Linked DNA regions of Homo sapiens: regions 1, 2 and 4 are each linked to region 3. The links are chromatin contacts, found by Hi-C or POLR2A ChIA-PET in ENCODE. All regions are on one chromosome and are shown on one strand. The core of a region is the stretch at or near the end of the contact, and the rest is flanking DNA. Distances in the headings are between cores, read along the strand shown.

Evidence for each region. A loop is a pair of places that touch in the nucleus more often than their neighbours do. ChIA-PET counts read pairs that join two places held with the same protein, here RNA polymerase II (POLR2A). Pooled maps may share reads with other maps.
Region 1: a loop to region 3 is called in a map of B cell, with 5 times the contacts of the local background. The contact joins the promoter of ARL15 here to the enhancer-like site in region 3. A Hi-C loop is called at or near these places in 4 of 168 maps with a recorded cell type or tissue (B cell, CD4-positive, alpha-beta T cell and naive thymus-derived CD4-positive, alpha-beta T cell), 4 of 37 single-sample maps with no recorded cell type and 14 of 50 pooled maps. POLR2A ChIA-PET finds 5 or more read pairs at or near these places in 3 of 52 experiments (B cell, CD4-positive, alpha-beta T cell and H1).
Region 2: a map of natural killer cell shows a loop between it and region 3 (4-fold over the local background). The contact joins two enhancer-like sites. A Hi-C loop is called at or near these places in 2 of 168 maps with a recorded cell type or tissue (naive thymus-derived CD4-positive, alpha-beta T cell and natural killer cell) and 5 of 50 pooled maps.
Region 4: a map of natural killer cell shows a loop between it and region 3 (5-fold over the local background). The contact joins the promoter of GZMA here to the enhancer-like site in region 3. A Hi-C loop is called at or near these places in 2 of 168 maps with a recorded cell type or tissue (naive thymus-derived CD4-positive, alpha-beta T cell and natural killer cell) and 5 of 50 pooled maps.

What each region holds. Positions count from the first base shown.
Region 1 is chr5:54,308,603-54,311,881 of GRCh38, reverse strand. It overlaps ARL15 (ARF like GTPase 15), which reads left to right and starts at 1,309. Exons shown (of 5, transcript NM_019087.3): 1 at 1,309-1,450. The coding sequence starts at 1,403.
Region 2 is chr5:55,061,255-55,064,770 of GRCh38, reverse strand. No RefSeq gene overlaps it. Among named protein-coding and RNA genes, the nearest start is that of GZMK, 39 kb to the right of the region's middle. Within about 2 kb of position 2,175, at least 3 of the 41 ENCODE cell types and tissues checked have a DNase peak (open chromatin) inside an H3K27ac peak, as active enhancers do; they include natural killer cell, where a contact is called at or near this core.
Region 3 is chr5:54,645,510-54,649,249 of GRCh38, reverse strand. It overlaps a transcript of SNX18 not described here. Among named protein-coding and RNA genes, the nearest start is that of LINC02998, 97 kb to the left of the region's middle. Within about 2 kb of position 2,354, at least 32 of the 41 ENCODE cell types and tissues checked have a DNase peak (open chromatin) inside an H3K27ac peak, as active enhancers do; they include B cell, CD4-positive, alpha-beta T cell and natural killer cell, where a contact is called at or near this core.
Region 4 is chr5:55,100,667-55,104,023 of GRCh38, reverse strand. GZMA (granzyme A) reads right to left here and starts at 1,378. Exons shown (of 5, transcript NM_006144.4): 1 at 1,272-1,378. The coding sequence starts at 1,341.

The sequences.
Region 1 (3,279 bases), core at 60-2,559, 340 kb after region 3:
TTGAGGATACAAAAAAGAAAGGTGTCAGGGGGAAAGTAAAAATTCAACTCCTAAAACATCGCGTGTAGAGTCAGGCAGTCACTTCATAAAGAGTTCAGTCGATGAAGTTTCACTCTTGAAACTTTACTGTATGTATGCAAGCCCTAACTATTAATACAGGTGACAGCATCCACCTTATCTTCCATTCTCCCTAAGCCCTGAGGGTGGGGATGGGGGGGGGGGCACTCCAATCACCTGAGCCTAAGAACATAGCCTAAGAACATGTGTCTGGCATGGTCTGGTTATTTATAGCCTAAAAAAAAAAAAAGCCAGCTTCTTGTCCGATTCAGGCTTTCCCTGCCCAAACCCACTAGCTTAATGCGATATTGACATTACCAGGAAATGCATACGTCCCAAATGCATCTGCTTATAGATGTTTTTACCTCCTGAAATAATACCGGGTCACAAATACTGTTGTGTTTTTTGCAGAGAGCTTCTACTGCTCATTTAATTCAGGGGCGTTGGATTTGTGCTGAGCGTAATTTGACTCCAAGCATGCAAACTGATCAACTTCTTCCCGTGTGTTTGGGGAGTACAAGTGACTACTGCGACTCCTCAAATGTTTTTCTTTTCCTTTTCACGTGGAGGAAAGCGAATTCTCCGAAGACTGTTCGGCGTTCTACGCAGGGGTTGGAAGGGGGGTTCCTGAGTCACCTCTGGCTGCGCGGGGGGCCTGTGTGTACCCTCAGGGACACCAGGCTGGAATCGTCCACCTTACTTTCAAATGATAAAAGTGCGGAGGGTCTTTCTGCCCCTAAGTCGCGTACAGGATTGCCTGTTTACGGAGTACACTTTCACACACTTCTTTCCCGGTGGTGCAGTCTCGTGGCGGCAGAGCCTTTAGGAAGGCTCTGGGGGGAGACAAGATCAGTGGCGACCACGCCTCCCATGTTACAGCGCTCGCTTCCTACTGGGGGTTGGCGGGGACACCAAGGCTCTCCAGCCCGGGAACACGGAGTTCGGCTCCGTTGTACCCAACTGGAAAGCTGTGGAAACACAAAACTCGGGCGGCGACAGCACCAGCCGATTTTCCGCTCTCTTGGCTCTTTCTTCCGCTTGCACCGCCCCCACCCCGGCTCCTCCGCTCAGCACACAGGAACCCACATCCCCCACCACTCCCGCGTTTCTCTCCTGCCACCAGCTGGGGCCTGCCTTTTATAGGCGCCGCAGCCAATGAGCACGCTTCTTTCCTTCTGCCCGCCCGCCTGGCCAATCGCCGCGCCCCTTGTGTAATCTCCGGCTAGTCGGCTGCTTTCGGCTATTTTCGCTGTTGCTGGCTTTTTCAGGAGCTGCTCGCTCGCAGCCAGAGACGCTGCTTTTTTTTTCCGGGTTCGGAGCCGTTCCGGATGCTTTAGGCTGCCGGATGTCTGATCTCCGAATAACTGAGGCGTTTCTGTACATGGATTATCTGGTAGGTGCAGGGCAGGGGTGGCATGTCGCCTCTCGGATCTCGGCGTGCCCGATGGCCCCCTGCCTTGAGGAGCAGCCTTTTTGCTTTCTTTCTTTGGGATAGGATGCCTCTGGGGTTCTTTCTCCCGCAGCCGGCTGGTAAGCCTTTCCCTGGACTCGGAGGGGCAGCCTCCAGGGCGGGTGGGTGGTGGAGCTGACAGGTAAAGGTGCGGCCTGGGCCAGCACGGCTGCAGGGCGAGGGTCGCGCTGGGGCTGCTTGAGAGATGGGGCGGCCGCGGCGGCGCGTCCCCTGCCCGCGATCGGCTTCCTGGCTTCCCTCTGCGCTCTCCGCAGAGGACTTTCTTTCCGGGGGAGCAGGAGTTTTCCTCTCTCCCTGGAGCAGAACTCCAGGTGCTATTAAAGAGCCATAACCAGAATGGCTCACTAAGTGCCCAGCAGCCCTGGTCATTTGATTGTTATTAAATCTCTAAAGCTATGACCTCGGTCGTGGCGGGGTTTTAAAAGCACATTACCATAAAGCAGACGGGTCTAAACTACCTCGCAGGCTGGCACGAACAGGACTGAGTAGGGACAGGTATAGCCCCACCATTCCGGTCTTGGGTGCGTGCCGCGGTTCCACTGTGCACGGATTGGAACCCGGCTGTTTAGGCCAGGCTTGTGCTGAGAAGTTTAGGTGGGAAAAGTGTCAGCACAGTGCTGGGACCGAACATCATTTTAAAAATGGACTTCTATGTGTCTTTGTGGAATTATGCGAGCACCATGTTTTGTTCCAGAAATTATATTTCCCCAGAGTTGCTTGTTTGCGTTTAAGGGGATCCTCATTTACAGAGACTTGTGTTCGATCCTATACGATTATTGTGTTTACCATGTTGGGCAGAACCGCTATTGCCATGCAGAGTTGAAGTAGACGGTTAGAAACATTGACCCTCCTGTCATCTTGTTGGACACATGCACTCGGTTTTCGACTGCAGATTGGCCTGGCAGAGATTTGCCAGTGCCTTCTAGGAATTACACTTAAGGCTGTACTGAGAAAGTCTGTGCATGCTTTGATGGCCAAGAAACGCCGGACCGGCTTTGTGCTGTTATCTGTGTATTTGGGCTTATTTTAGTGTACATAAAGAAAATGTTTCTCCTAATGCTTCAGAGCTTGATGGTCTTGTGGGAAAGGATGGTGACTGCAGTTAATGCATAGCCTTGTGAATGGAGCTGGATCTAAAATTCTGAATTCAAGTTCTGTTTTGTTGTTCATTTGTTGATGGCAGTAACTTCCTTTATCTTTGTGATAAAGGGATATTATTCACCCAGTACTGTAGCTGGTTACGGGGATTATCTGATTATGAACATTCTTCACAATACAAGGTGCCCTGTAAGTTAAGAGAGCTGCCAGAAGATTATTTTCTAAGTTAAATAACTGATTTAATTTGTAATTTATCTTATAAAATACAATACATGGTTTTTGTCTTGCAGTCTGCCTAAATTAAAGCGAAAGTTTGTTGGGATAATTACCAAGTAGGAAAGGGTGACATTGCCTGTACTACTAAAAGCTAATTTTGAATACTTAAATAGTTCTTAAAAAAGAAAATCAGGTGGTTCTGACATTTTATTATTTTCTTTATTTACCGGATGTGTTTTAAATTTATAAATTGCATCACAAAGCTGTCTTTGAGGTGCCAAACCTATCAAAATGCTTAGTGAAAACAAAATTGATAACTCTGGTTAATTACTCAGGCTAACCTCTAGATAGGCATAGTCTAAAGGTGAGTGGATGAATGTTTGTGGGCCCAAGGTTACCTTAAAAGCAGATTAATTTATTTGCCAATTTACTAACAG
Region 2 (3,516 bases), core at 926-3,425, 420 kb before region 3:
GGAGCAGGGGTGGGCAGAATGGTCTAGCAGCTTCATTACGTAGAAAACCCACCACATAGAAACCTCCAGTCCTAGACCACATCTAACTGACCAAATTGCAACCAGAAAGATTTGGTGGGAACCCCATAAAAGTCTGTTCTCATGACAAAGTTCATTCTAAGTCCACAGGTCAGAAAATCAAGCAAGTTGCAATTACCTTTCTCCCACCCACCCCACTTCAGGGAAATCCTGTTCCTACACATCCTTCACCAGATGCAGGGTGTAGGGCTGCCCCTGTCCTGCACCAAAAGAATCAGACTCAGATATGACTCTGATGTTAGAATTATCAGAAAGAAAATTTAAGTAGTAATGATTAATATATTAAAGTGTCCAGTGCAAAAGGGGGATAGCATGGATGAACATATAAGGGTATTGACAGAGAGATGGAGACCATAAAAAGGGACCAAATGGAAATGCTGGAGATGAAAAACACAGTGAAAGACTAATAACTTTGTTATTCTCAGTAGCAGACGTGACTGTGCTGAGGAAGTAGGGTACTTGAAGACAAGTCAGTAGAAATTGCCCCAACTGAAGCACAAAGGAAAAAAAGTGAAAACCAAGACAAAACAAAAATAAACTCAGAGCAGACTATCCAAGAGCTGTGGGACAATATCAAACTAACAGTGATGTAATTGGAATCCCAGTCAGAAAACAGGCAAGGAGACTGAAGAATATTTGAAGAGATGACGAATAGAGTGAACATTTTATCCACAGTGAAGGAATGAAAGGCTTTGCACTCTTTGTTAACCTGGGCCTACATTTGCAGTCTGATTCTTTGTTTCATTAATCTGATCTACTTGGACAAACTTACCTTTCTAATTCAAGTTTTAGAACATGATATATTCATTTATTCCATTTAAAATACATATGAAGTATCTAGTTACTTTCTGAATTGATTGTATGGTCTAAATGAGGACCAGACTAGCTAGTCTCTAGTGCTGCGGTCAGGGAAAAGAGTAGGACTTTAGAAAGAAGATAGCCATGGCTCTAAATTCTGGCCCTGCTGTTTAATGTCTATGTCATATCTGAGCACAGCAGTACCTAGTTTATGAGGCTGTTGAGAGGATTACGGTAAAGTAATTGTTCTGACTGTGAAATACTTGGTTTGGAGTGGTCCCAGGCCTTCCCACGTTTCCTTCCTGTTTTCCAGGTGATGATGAACTGGTTGTCAGGGTAGAGAGGTACTAAGGTAAAGTGTTGCATGGCACATAGTTGGCACTCAGCAAATGTCAGTGCACCTCCTATACCCTAACTAAACCTGGACTCACCCCCAAATCATAATTGTTGCCAGATGCATCCCCGAGGGCAAAGCTGATTTCCTCTTTGTTATGATTGACGTGGGGGATGGATGGAGCCAGAAGAGAGAAGGTCTCCAAGTGAGTCAGAGCCTGGATGGGCTATGCTGCCTGTCTCATTTCCCAGGAATTACAGACTTTGTCATCCTTCCTTCTAGCTTCTCTCAGCACCTAGAGACCCAGGGTTTTAGCCCAAAGCAACATATGAGGCAGTACCTGCCCCGTCAGAGGGGATAGTGCTCTCTTCTAATTTCTCTGCCCCCAAACAGCCACATGCCTGTTTGATTTTCTGTGAACACACATACAAAAGATTATAGTATAAGACATTTATAAATTGACCTTTCAAAAGTAGTTGAATTGGCAAAATTTGATAGTTAACTGGTGATAGGGGCTGACAGATATGGAAAGGTTTCTACATTATTCTCTGTACTTTTGGAGTCCTTGGTGGCTTACCTGTGCTGTCTATATTAATTGTACCTTTGACAGGAGAGTGACCTTATAATATATTAATATATTCTTGCCATTCATTTTAGAGAGATGATTAAACTTGACCAGTTCACCAAATATCCTGTATCAACATTCTGACAGGATTTGACTAATTACAGTGAATTACAATGTAAAAAGATATCCAGCCTAGAGTATTTTAAATGTTTATTCTGCATTTATTTGGACTTTTTGGAGTTATTTTATTGATAGTATATGGGACAGGTGAGTTTTTTTTTGGTCTGAGTGAACTTGAGAAGCATATAGGCATATTTGACTTTTTATAGTGTTTACAGAGAGCAATACAGCCACAGTGTTTGTGGTTATGTACTGAACCACTTGAAAGCACAGCTGTTGGGCAGAGTGGTAGCTCGCTAGCTGTTTGAGTTAGATACACCACATCTTACTATAATAAATAGTAAATATTTAGAGGCTAAAAACCATATCTTACATTATGGGAGAATAGAATAGAACTAATTATTGGGACTTCTGGGGGCTCTTGGCAATTTGGATTAGTTTTTGCTTTGTCCACCAGATCACTTCATTAAAAACGATGTAAGTACTTCTCAAGGAAGGTATTTAAGGGTAAGTGGATAATAAGAACTATTTATTTTCTTAATTGGCATCTAAAGAGGGATGCAGGGGAGTCCCAGGGTGCCCTGGGCGGCAGGATGGGATGCGGGGTGTGGTGGGATGTGGGTTGCGGTGTTGGGGAATGGAGCGGGTGAGAGCGTGTGCATATGCATGTGTGCAGGATGCTGACCGAATGTGAAAGTGAAGGCTCGATTCAGATGTCTTCAGCTAAAATAAAACATTTCAACTAAGCTGATAAAATCATGAATGAGGTATTCATGAGGAGATGTTAGTGTAGAAAAATCTCCAGAGTGGCACTTTTTAAAGAGTAAAGATGGAACAGTATTTATCATGTAGCTTGCCCAGCAGGTTTATGTTGGAGCTGGGATTAGGACCCAGGTAATTGGCACTTCTTGCCTGATGCCCCAAGACACTTCCCGATCAAGTTCATGGCATTGTACCAGGTATTAGGGGATGGTGGTACAATTCCAGTCTCTTGCCCTCTGGGAGATTATAGTCATGTAATATGCAGCTAGACCAGTGTTTTCTTTCTTTCTTTTTTTTTTTTGAGAGGAAACTTGCCCACCTCATTGAATCTTCTGTGGAAAACTAAAATATAAAATAGATGAAAGTCAGAGCTGCTCTGACTATGTGTGTATACATGTGGGGGTCCCAAGTCTTACCACCCCAGCCTCCTCCTCATAGCTCCTTCTCCTTCTTGGGTGATAGGGCTCTAGGGAACAGCTGGGAAGTTTGTGATCTATCCTCAGGCTCCTATGTTGGAAGGGACTGTGAGGCACAGGGATGGGAATGTGCAGAGAGAGGGCTCTGTGGGGCTTATTGCCTGCCTGGTGTTTCCACCGGGCAGGGGTTTGATGAAGATGACATGTCCTCCCAGTGCAGCATCTATTTCCTTCAGTGACGGGGGAGCAGGGGTATTAGAATAACTAATGGTGGCACAGCTTTTTTCCAGGCTTGTTGGACTTTTCTTGTAGAATTTCATTTATTTATTCATTGGTTTAATTATTTATTCATTAATTTGTGAGATATTTACTGAGTTCTTGTTCTGAGACAGATGCTGAACTAACATACTCTGGGGGAGGGGACCAATAGGCTAGCCTGAAAA
Region 3 (3,740 bases), core at 1,105-3,604:
GCGGAAGGTGCGCCGGGTCCCCCAGCAGTGCTGGCCCACGGGTGCTGCGCTCGATTTCTCGCGGGGCCTTAGCTGCCTCCCAGCAGGGCAGGGCTCAGGACCTGCAGCCTGCCATGCCTGAGCCTCCCCCACCCCCCGCTGTGGGCTCCTGCATGGCCCAAGCCTCCCCGAGGAGCACCGCCCCCTGCTCCACAGCGGCCGGTCCCATCCGCCGCCCAAGGGCTGAGAAATGCGGGCCCACGGCACTGGACTGGCAGGCAGCTCCATCTGCTGCCTGGTGCATGACCCGCTGGGTGAAGCCAGCTGGGCTCCCGAGTCTAGCGGGAACTTGGAGAATCTTTATGTCTAGCTAAGGGATTGTGAATACACCAATCAGCACTCTATCTAGCTCAAGGTTTGTAAATGCACCAATCAGCACTCACTTTTGTGTCTGGCTCAGGGATTGTAAATGAACCAATCAGCACCCTGTCAAAACGGACCAATCGGCTCTCTGTAAAACAGACCAATCAGCTCTCTGTAAAGTGGACCAATCAGCAGGATGTGGGTGGGGCCAGATAAGAGACCAAACGCAGGCTGCCCGAGCCAGCAGTGACAACCCGTCACCTTCCATACTGTGGAAGCTTTGTTCTTTCGCTCTGCAATAAATTTTGCTGGTGCTCACTCTTTGGGTCCACATTCCCCTTATGAGCTGTAACACTCACAGGGAAGGTCTGCAGCTTCACTCCTGAAGCCAGCGAGACCATGAACCCACCCGGAGGAATGAACAACTCCAGACTCTCCGACTTAAGAGCTGTAACACTCACCGGGAAGGTCTGCAGCTTCACTCCTGAGCTTGCGAGACCAGGAATCCACCAGAAGGAAGAAACTCTGAACACATCCGAATATCAGAAGGAACAAACTCTGGACACGACGCCTTTAAGAACTGTAACATGTAATCCCAGCACTTTGGGAGGCCAAGGCGGGTGGATCACGAGGTCAGGATATCGAGACCATCCTGGCTAACACGGTAAAACCCTGTCTCTACTAAAAATACAAAAAATTAGCTGGGCACGGTGGCGGGGGCCTGTAATCTCAGCTACTTGGGAGGCTGAGGCAGGAGAATGGCATGAACCCAGGAGGCGGAGCTTGCAGTGAGCCGAGATAGGGCCACTGCAGTCCGGCCTGGTCTAAAGAGCGAGACTCCGTCTTTTTTTTTTTTTTTTTAAAAAAACTGTAATACTCTTCGCGAGGGTCCGTGGTTTCATTTTTGAAGTCAGTGAGACCAAGAACCCACCAATTCCGCACACACCAGCATTCCTTCGGGTTCCTAAATAATAAACTGGGAACCATTCACCCTTGACATCTCCATCTCCTTAATCTTCCAGAATCCGGTCAGTCTCCAAGTTCTGCAGATCCTACTCCTTTCACTTCTCTCAAATCTGTTCTCAACTCTTCATCCCTGTTGCCCGTTGAAGTTTCAAGCCTTCATTTTTCTGGTCTATTGCAATGATCTGCTACTTAGCCTTCCCCTGTTTTCAACCCCTGCTGTTCAATTTGCTGTCATGAAGACAAGTAAATATCACTCATTTTCTGGGAATCTCCTCAATATTGCCCCCACAGCCTTCAGGATGATGACTTTGATTCTTGGATTGGAATACAGGGTTCTCTACGATCATGCCTCTGCCTACCTCCCCTTCCTCTCATGCCCCATTCACTACCAACTTCAACTGCTTATAGTTCCCAAACCATGCCAGGCTATGTAATATCTCTTTGCCTTTGCTCCACAGTCCTCTTTCCAGAATGCTCTGTTCTTTCCTCTCCTCTAGGTGAACACCTCTATACTTTTCAAAACTGAGATCAAGCATCACTCGTTAAAGAAAACTCTCCTGGGTCAGGTGTGGTGGTTCATGCCTATAATTCCAGCACTTTGGGAGGCCAAGGCGGAAAGATTGCTTGATGAGATGAGACAGAGATTTGAATTTATAGCCCAGTAAGGGCAATACGATCTTTTTCCTGCGTTTTAACTGTTGCACTCGGCATAGTACTCGGCATGTATTTGGCACTTAGTAAATGATTATTGAATAAATACAGATGTAAATGATGGTCTAATTCAGAACACTATATTGTTAAATATCCTGAATATATTTATTTAAGGCGTAGTTTGCAAACAAGCCATGTATTAGAACATCAGAATTTCACATGTGACAAAGCACGATCTGGTTCAGTGAGCCAAGTTGGTAATCTCCAGCCGATGACGAATTGCTCTTGAGACACTTGTTACAGGCAGCCTCAGGAAGAGGCACAGGCCATTTATACCGCTTCGAGCCGCCAGTCCCAGCTCTCTTGGAGAAAGGCAGCACAGCTGGGAGGGCTCACAACAGGAGGCCTGTTGAAAACAAGTCGTGGTTTCACCCTGTGTTTTGATTTCTGTTCAGGGAAGGGCACTTCCTCTTGCATTTGTAGGAGCCAAGTAACACATTCTGGGTGGAGGGAACTATGGTAGAAAGCCTAGTGTTGGACACATGAAAAGGTGGCAGCATCTTAGAACTGGCTAAACACATATCTTGGCATAAGAACTTGGGTGGCAGGCAACCAAGATTTGGGGAGTGCTTTTCCTGCATCATTTTCTGCTGGGATTGCAATATGAGGGAGGCCTTGTTGATGGGTGTAGTTTGTTATGGTTGGCAATACCTTCTGGTTAGTAGTGGTTGAGTGCTTGCTAACTTGTGAATTCTTCAGAAGAGAGTAGAATATAAAAAGCCTTCAAGCCTCTCCTGTCTCCCCCGCAATGCGGCTAACGCAGGGCAACCGGCAGCAGTGAGCTGTGGATCCAGGCACTGGCTAGAGAAGTTGACAGACCACGAACACGGGGCAAGCTGAGTCTTTCTGTTTCACTTCCGGCATGTTTTTCACCCACAGGGATATTTTGGTCTGTTTCAAAGAAGAGGAAATCAGCCCCTAGCAGAGTGTTTCAGAAAAGCAGCAGAAGAAAAGAAAAAAGATTAAAGCCATATCTCTTGGGGAGAGAGATAAAAATCTGGATTTTGTTTGAAACAATGTTTCCATTTCCAACACCTCAGGTCCATAAAAAGTAGGAGAAAAAAAGTCTTCTTGGGGTTTCAGCATGCACAGTGCATTTATTCTCTCTCTCATTTCTTAATTTGTCAGTTTCTTTCGCCAAGTACCAAATCCAGTAAATGTTCTTTAAATGGAAAGAAAAAAGCAATAATGAATGCCAGAAAAGTTTCCCAACCAGCCGGCCAAACCACAAGTATCCAAAAATGTGATTTCATTTTTAATAATACAGAAAACTGAGGAATATCAAGTAGAAATATAAAGAGAGGAAAAACATTGACTTATTCTAAACACCAATAAAAAGGATTTCCAACTTCAGAATGTTTGTAGAAGACATGAAGAGAAATAGCTAGTCAATGAAGGAATTCAGAACCCGGTGTTCACAAAATTAAGAAGATACTAGTGATCAATGAACTCTAAACACTCATATGGGTTTGCCTTCTCTGAATCCTTTGAAATTCACTCTCTATTCGGTGTCCAAATTTCCTGTATATGTAAAATGGAGCCAAGGAGCCCACATTGTGAACAGAGAAAGTAAAGATCGTGTAGGATGAAGACATTCGTGTTGTAACCTGTGTCTTTTATGCCAACTCTTAGAATTTAAGGAGCAGCTGGGGAGGCCAGCAGGCTGACTTAAGCCCACAAAGGATGGCCTCTGATCCCTGAAACTGGGGGAAGAAGCAAGA
Region 4 (3,357 bases), core at 129-2,628, 460 kb before region 3:
TCTTTTTTGTTTTTTTTTTGAGACAGAGTCTCGCTCTGTCACCAGGCTGGAGTGCAGTGGCACGATCTTAGCTCACTGCAGCCTCCAACTCTCTGGTTCAAGCGATTCTCCTGCCTCAGCCTCCTGCGTAGCTGGGATTACAGGCACGTGCCACCATACCCAGCTAATTTTTGTTTTTTTAGTGGAGACAAGGTTTCACCATGTTGGCCAAGATGGTCTCCATCTCTTGACCTTGTGAAACACCCACCTCAGCCTCCCAAAGTCTTCTCATATTTAGGTGCATAAACCAGATATGCACCTAAATATGATAAACCAGAGTTCTTTGGGAATTCCTGGCAAGGCAGGTTATTACATAAGTCCCTGCCTCCAAAAGCTGATGAATCCTGGGAAAAACCGTGGCTGGCTCCATATTGCCACAGCTTGAGAGTAGTCCTCACTTCCTAGCAGGTTCTTCAAGGGAAATCTAGAGCTCCCCAAGAGCTGTCACCCTTTCAGTGGTAATACCATGAATTATACAGCATTTTAACCCATGCATGCTCAACTCACACAAAAGCAGAAATATTGGTTACCATTTGGTAGACAAAAAATTAGCTTAATAAAAAATACTATAGCACACCCAAAGGGTTAATGAGGGAACTGGCCTCACGCCTTAATTTATTGCCAAAGAGTCTCTAGACCAGAGAAATAAGTATAAAAATTCTAATAATTCCTGATTCACTTTTGGTGTCTAGGTCAGATTTGTCTTAATTGTCTTTATCTATGCATTTTCTGCAGCAGGAAAGGCTGAGCTGACTAAGTTGCCACTATTCCTTTCCTGGAAGGTACTATTTGTTTTACGAACAAGAGAGTTTTGTTAACTCATTTTTACATTGTCCTTTTTGGCAATTTTCAAGTTACAAATTGGCAGCAATAAGCATTGGTGGTTCTGCTATCTTTTGCAAAATAATTATGAGAAGAAAAGATTTTTTTTTCTAAAATACAGACATATTTAAAATCCAAGAAAGAATGCTATTTAAAAAAAAAAAATAGAGACAGGGTCTCACTATGTCGCCCAGCCTGGACTCAAACTCCTGCGCTCAAGTGATCCTTCCACCTCAGCGTTCCTAGTAGCTGGGACTACAGGCATGTGCCATTGTGCCTGGCTAAACATTATAAGGCTTGGGGGAAAACATCTTCTTTCAGTATAGGAAGGTAATATTGCCAAAAGTTCATTGAAAGTCTGCTCCATTTTGCTTCATGGTCATAATGGAAATGAGAAGAATCAGTCTTACCTTCAGGAATTAGCAGGAGAGAAACGACAACTGAGAGAGAGGATGCCAGAAATCTATAGGAGTTCCTCATTGTGGCTGCTGTCCCACATCAATCAACCTGAAAATCTGTTTTCAGTTCTTAACTGCCTCTATCTATATACTGAGAGTAAAAAGGATGTGGTTTCCTTTCATTTTTTTTTTCAAGTTTCAAAGTTTAGCATTAGGAAACCAAATCCAAATAAGTGAGAATGGTGGATGATGGCTCACTGCCAGCAGGCAGGCTTTCCTTTGCTAGGACTGCTGAGGGGGGCGCTGGAATTCTACAGGGTAGGAGAGGGGCAAGGGACCTTGTTGCCATCAGAGTACACCAGGGAAGACTGTAAAGTGTCTCAGCTATGATTTTGAAGACGCTTTCATCATCTGCAATATTATCTGTAGTATCCATGACTGGAAACTCTCGAAGACTTAAATTAGAATTTTAATAAAAGTCCTCAAAATTGGTCACCAATCAAAATTCTTTCTAGCTGTCTCCTTGGGTTATATAAGAATTAGCAGGCCAAGTGCAAGCTGAGGACAGGAGGGAGATTTATTTACATAGAGGCTCCTGCCTGGATTTTCCTTCCCCACTTTGTGGTGAGTGTTTATTGTGCTCCTGCCTGGTCTGTGGCAGGTGTGGGAACATGGGCTGGAGGAGGGTAGGGGCTCTTGGCCCTTTTCAGCCCTCTGATTGTGCGTTCCTGATTGTCTAGTTTCACAACTTTAGATACTGAAAGTATCTCCGAGTTTCCCTCCCTCCCCGCCCCCCCCCGACCCCTGCTTCCTGCCTTTCTTCCTTACTTTCTTCTGAACAGGTTTAGGTGAGAAAAGAAGTGGGAGTCATTTTTGTTCCAATGTTGGGGAATGTCTCACTCTAAGAAGAGTCAACCTCAGTCCCTGGAGGAACAGTATGCAGTGTGCTTTCTATTTGAAATGAGTTCAGCTCTTTTTCTGAGCTGAGGATGTGGTCTCCGATACAATATACATGGTCAGATGTGCTGTCAGGATGTTGGGTACTGAACCAACCATCCCCATAGTTAACATCCTGATGACTTCAAACCTAGTGGTTACTTCTTTAGAAATCAAGTGACCTTAGAAGGGAGCCCTGCTGAGACCCCTGCATTTCTTTTTCTCAGATATTACAAGTGTATCAAAGGTTAATCATTTTCAGTAACAGCAGTGAGGACCCTGCTATTGGTTTTGGTGAGTAATTTTAGTGCAGACTTAAAAAAGTCAAATTGTAATTAACTACACCTACTGAAAAATTCTTAAAACATTGACAATTTTGTTTATTTTTATGTGAATGGTTGCTCTTCCATTTATGTTGACTTCTAACAACTTTATGAGACATAATTCACACACCATAAAGGTCACCCATTTAGAGTGTATGAGTCAATGGATTTTAGTATATTTGCATAGTTGTGCAGCCATTACCAGTACCATGCTGTTTTGGTTACTGTAGCCTTGTAGTATAGTTTGAAGTCAGGTAGCATGATGCTTCCAGCTTTGTTCTTTTGGCTTAGGATTGTCTTGGCAATGTGGGCTCTTGTTTGGTTCCATATGAACTTTAAAGTAGTTTTTTCCAATTCTGTGAAGAAAGTCATTGGAAGCTTGATGGGGATGGCATTGAATCCATAAATAACTTTGGGCAGTATGGCCATTGTCATGATATTGATTCTTCCTATCCATGAGCATGGAATGTTTTTCCATTTGTTTGTGTCTTCTTTTATTTCGTTGAGCAGTGGTTTGTAGCTCTCATTGAAGAGGTCCTTCACATCCCTTGTAAGTTGGATTCCTAGGTATTTTATTCTCTTTGAAGCAATTGTGAATGGGAGTTCACTCATGATTTGGCTCTCTGTTTGTCTGTTATTGGTGTATAGGAATGCTTGTGATTTTTGCACATTGATTTTGTATCCTGAGACTTTGCTGAAGTTGCTCATCAGCTTAAGGAGATTTTGGGCTGAGATGATGGGGTTTTCTAGATATACAATCATGTCATCTGCAAACAGAGACAATTTGACTCCCTGTTTTCCTAGTTGAATACACTTTATTTCTGTTTCTTGCCTGATTG